Linked DNA regions of Homo sapiens: region 2 is linked to region 1. A link is an interaction called in ENCODE POLR2A ChIA-PET data of the cell type or tissue named here. Cell type or tissue: OCI-LY7. All regions are shown on one strand.

Evidence for each region. ChIA-PET counts read pairs that join two places held together with the same protein. Peaks named below come from ENCODE experiments on the same cell type or tissue, not always from the same donor. Only the 100,000 strongest peaks of a DNase experiment are listed, where the experiment ranks them.
Region 2: POLR2A ChIA-PET joins it to region 1 with 24 read pairs; 6 of 35 experiments call an interaction of 5 or more read pairs at or near these places.

The regions. Positions count from the first base shown.
Region 1 is chr19:13,019,880-13,022,379 of GRCh38, forward strand. All of the region lies in intron 1 of NFIX (nuclear factor I X), which reads left to right. Among named protein-coding and RNA genes, the nearest start is that of NFIX-AS1, 6.0 kb to the left of the region's middle. In OCI-LY7, no CTCF peak of the experiment used is centred here; no DNase peak of the experiment used is centred here.
Region 2 is chr19:12,956,133-12,958,632 of GRCh38, forward strand. It overlaps GADD45GIP1 (GADD45G interacting protein 1), which reads right to left and starts at 1,091. Exons shown (of 2, transcript NM_052850.4): 1 at 731-1,091. The coding sequence starts at 1,080. RefSeq lists enhancers at 418-467, 567-1,439 and a silencer at 868-1,037. In OCI-LY7, no CTCF peak of the experiment used is centred here; DNase peaks (open chromatin) are centred at 1,119 and 1,499; H3K4me3 peaks cover 2,130 bases; H3K27ac peaks cover 2,180 bases.

The DNA of each region.
Region 1 (2,500 bases):
CAATGGGGGAAATACCTTTCCCCCACAATGTTTCCTGCTTTTCCTTTTTTCCCCCCTTGTCTTTTTTTTTTCTCTTCCTATTACCAGCATCAGTGGCTTCCTTTCCCCATTTCCCATGTCCTTCTACTCTGTGGCCTGCATGTCCCCTTGCTCTTTCCATCACCTGAACTCTTACACTTGCCAGTGACTCAGACCTGGAGAAGCCTTGAATCGTATGAGGGATTTTTTGTCTTGATTCTGGTCTTTGGTGCAGGATGTAAAGCGGTCTGATCTCCTGCCTGGGGCTGGAGGGGAGAAGAGAAGGAGGCTGGGCTGGGAACAGGTAATCTTCCAACAGGAGCCTCCACTCTTTAACAAAAGGGGGACAGTTTCCTTTTGTCTAGGGCTCATGAGGGGCGTGTCTGGGCTGATGGCCGCCACCAGTGGCATGCAGGAGGAGGGGGCCCGCAGTGAAGGGTGCTTGAAATGTTTCTAATGGAACCCGAGCAATTCCTCTGTGTGCGCCCAAAATAGGAGGGGAGGAAGGGAGGGAGGGAGGAAAGAGAAATAGAGAAAGAGACCTTCTCATCTCCCGAAGCATCAGAATATCCTGGCCACTCCTCCAGAAAGGCCTCCTCCACTGGGAGCCAGCAGCCCATAGAGAGAATGGGGTGAGGGGAAAGTATTTGCCTGAGAATCTTCTGCCCACCTGCAAGGTTATAGCCACTGGCAGGAGAAGGACAATTGACAATTGTTCTTCCTCCAACTTTCTGCCCTGGGAAAGGCCTGTTGCTTCTTCTGTTAAGAGAGCCTTGAGGGGGTGCTTGGGGCTCTTTGTAGGTCCCTGAGGCTCTATTGAGACACTCTTCTGCCGCCTCTCCTCTGATCTCTCCGCCAGTCCGTGGAGTTTTGACCCCCAACCCCTCTCCAGGAGCCAGTCGTGCATCTTGTCCTGTTTCCCTAACTTCTACATGGATCCTTCCATCTGTCATTTCCCAGCTGTGGGACTGTTGCTGCCCCCACCTCTATCCCTGACCCAGTTGTACCACCAGATTCAGATTCAACCCATGTCGAGCATGTCTCTTCTACTGTGGCACTGTGGTCTGTGAAGTGGAACATGCCAGGATTCTCCAGGAGGCTCGTGTTGGCCATTTTCTGTTTGGTGTCTAATATTTAGTATAAATCAGAATACAAGAAAAACACCTCCATGCCAAATATAAACTCACTTGTAGTTTTTAATGACCTCATCTTGACTTTAGAAGGTAAAATTGTTTCCACAAGGTGGAGAGGCAGGATTTGGTACCTTATGTCATGTCTCTGAGCTAACATCTTTGGCTGATTGGACTGAAGCTGGTTATTAACATGATGTGAATTATTGGACACCACCCTAAGAGGCCTGTCTCTGATACCACCTGCCTTCTGTACTCTCACCTCTAACCGTTTCTTTCAGGGATCAGCCATGAGCTCAGTTCACTTGAGATGGATAATTCAGGGCACAGACTGGGGTCCCAGGTGTTGGGCAGCCCCTCTCCCATTGTCAGGGTTCAGCGCCAGCCCAGGGCTGGATGTTTTATTTTGGCATGCCCCAGGTGCTCTTCCGGGAACCTTTCTGCCAACATAAAGGCCACAAAGCACAGGGTTTCAGTTGGGGAAGAAAGGGGCACGAGTGAGCAGTGACCTTTTTTCCGTCGCCAGCTGAGGACTGAGCCTCGCTGAGGGAGAGGGCGGCTGTAGGGATGGGGTTCTGAGTGGAATTGGATCCCTTTCTCCCTGTCTGCAGCCACATCCTTCTTCCTCTGCTTTTCCTTTTATGTCATATCTATTTCCTTCTTACTGTGTTTCGAAGGCCTCAAGCATGGCTGCTCCATAGCTCTAACTGGAGAGACCCCCTCAGAAGTGGGACTCCCCTACCCAGTGCTCACCCTTTCTGCTTGCTGTGAGGAAGGTCCCCAAGTGGAGGACCAGAGCAGGGGCTCCCCGGTGGGTCACTTCTCTGTGACTTGATTTCCCCCAGGTGGCCTGTTTTTGATAGAGCCCTTTGCTGTTTTTTGTTGTGTCCTTTCTTAGCTCTTTTCTTTTCATTTGGGTTTCTCATTTTATACTTTTGCACTTTGCACTGCTAGGGTTTGGGCTCTTTAGTCTAAATTGATTTGGGAGACAGGTAAGAAAACTAATCTCAGGTCAACTGGAGAGGGCAGATCTGGAGAATTAAATGCCTGTGCAGTGGTGAGGGGCGTTGGTCAGATTCCTTGCCTCTGCTCAGAGGTAGTGTCCATCTTTTTGCCTTTGTCACTTCTCCCCGGGTCTGGCTGTTGTTTGTGGCTGCGTGTAGAGCTTGTCAGGCGGAGTGCTGTGACAGGAGGCTATTTTAATAAACTGTTGCAGTTTCTCGAGCCGAGCTGTGTTGCGTTGGCATCCCTCGTCACCGCTAATGGAGTGTGCGTGGCTGGGTGTGGGCCGAAGGAGGAGGCTGAGCTTGCTGGGGGCTGGGGGAGAAGGGAGGGACGTGTGGGGTGCTGGC
Region 2 (2,500 bases), 64 kb before region 1:
GAGGCTTCCCAAACCAAAGCTGCCCTCAGGCACACACTCTTCACTCTTTTACCTTCCTACTAGTCGGCTGTCACCATTGGTATTATCTTGCCTGTCAGCTGTCGCCATCTGATATTAAGGGCCCTTTTGGGGCCTGCCTCGGCCTCCCAAATAACTGGGATTACAGGCACGAGCCACCGCCCCCGGCCTGGGACAGGGTCTTGCACACGGTATGCGCTCAGTAAAGACTTGGTGGTGATGGCCGGACGTGATGGCTCACACCTGTAATCCCGGCACTTTGGGAGGCTGAGGCAGGTGGATCACTTGAAGTAAGGAGTTTGAGACCAGCCTGGCCAACATGGTGGAACCCCGTCTCTACTAAAACTACAAAAATTTGCCGGGCGTGGTGGTGCACGCCTGTAATCCCAGCTACACCGGAGGCTAAGGCGGGAGAATCGCTTGAACCGGGGAGGCGGAGGTTGCAGTGAGCCAAGATCTTGCGACTGCACTCCAGCCTGGGCAACAGAGCGAGACTCTTGTCTCCAAAAAACAAACAAACAAACAAACAAAACTTGCTGATGAATGACTAAATGGACGTTATTCTGAGTTTGTTTTGCGGCCAGGTGAGCGTATACATAAATCTACAACATGCAGATGCTGCGACGTGACCCCGAAGGGGTAGGCACGGTTTGGGGCCCAGTTCGCCCACGGGGCACAGAGGGCAGCCCCGCGTCTGCCTGCACGCACGCACCTCTCCCGACGCTTCTGCTCTTCGGCCAGCTGCTTCACCCGCAGCGACTCCTGCATGGTCGCCAGGCTCGGGTACCATTCGCGTTCTTCGGCCTCCAGCTCCCGCAGCTGCTCCGGCGACGGCCATAACGAACCGGGGACCACCCCGGAGGCGGCGCCGTAACGCGCGAACTGCTTAGCCGCGTAGCGCGGTCCCAGCTGCCACCGCGGGGTCAGGAGGTCCTCGGGGTCTGGCCACCGGGGTCCCGGCCTGCGGCGCGGGGGCGGCCGCGCCCGGTAGCCACGGGAACCCGGGGCCAGGGTCGCCGCCACACCTAGTAGGCTGCGTGCCTGTCGCACGGACGCCGCCATCTTGGCTGTGCGGGGTCCTCACAGGCCCGCCGGGCTGTCCATGCCCGGTGCCTGAGCGCGAGGCCCGGTGTGGGCCAGGGCAGGGCGAGGGGTGTCCCTGCTGCCTCAGTTCGGGGGAGGGCGGCGAAGGGGATAGTATGGGTTTTATACGTTTCCAAGTATAACTTTAAATTTTAGTTAAGCAGTTACTGATTAAAGTCATTTTTAATTTTCACTTTTTTTCTTCTCCTTTCTGCACACTGACACTTAAAAATACATATTTTTGTCGGGCGCGGTGGCTCACGCCTGTAATCTCAGCACTTTGGGAGGCCGAGGCGGGCGGATCACCTGAGGTCGCGAGTTCGAGACCAGTCTTTTTTTTTTTTTTTTTTCGAGACAGAGTCTCGCTCTGTCGCCCAGGCTGGAGGGTAACGGCGTGATCTCGGGTCACTGTAACCTCCGCCTTCCGGGAGGAGAGGAGAAACCCCGTCTCTACTAAAAATACAAAATTAGCCGGGCATGGTGGCGCATGCCTGTAGTCCCAGCTCCGCGGGAGGCTGAGGCAGGAGAATCGCTTGAACCCGGGAGGCGGAGGTTGGGGTGGGCCGAGATCGTGCCATTGCATTCCAGCCTGGGTAACAAGAGCGAAACTCCGTCTAAAAAATTAATAAATAAAAATAAATACATACATGCATACACACACACACACATATACATATATATATACGCTCACCTGGCTACAAATATATATTTGTGTATTTTTTTCTAAGTGTTCAGTGTTCTTTGGGTAAAAATTGTATTTTTGTTTTTTGCATATCAGAAACCATACTGTTTTATTCATCCATGTGTCTTCTGTGCACACAGTAGCCCTCCAATGAATAATCTGAAATCATGTTGAATGAACACATTGAAAAATCAAAAATAAGAGGCTGTGGCAGGGCCACTGATATGGTTTGGCTCTGTGTCCCCAACCAAATCTCATCCTGAATTATAATCCCCATGTGTCCAGGGAGGGACCTGTAATCCCCACATGTCGGGGAAGGGAGGTGGTTGGATCACGGGGGTGGTTTCCCCCATGCTATTCTTTTTTTTTTTTTTTTGCCTTCAAAAAGTTTATTTTATTTTATTTTATTATTATTATACTTTAAGTTTTAGGGTACTTGTGCACAACGTGCAGGTTTGTTACATATGTATACATGTGCCATGTTGGTGTGCTGCACCCATTAACTCGTCATTTAGCATTAGGTATATCTCCTAATGCTATCCCTCCCCCCTCCCCCCACCCCACAACAGTCCCCGGTGTGTGATGTTCCCTTTCCTGTGTCCATGTGGTCTCATTGTTCACTTCCCACCTATGAGTGAGAACATGCGGTGTTTGGTTTTTTGTCCTTGCGATAGTTTGCTGAGAATGATGGTTTCCAGTTTCATCCATGTCCCTACA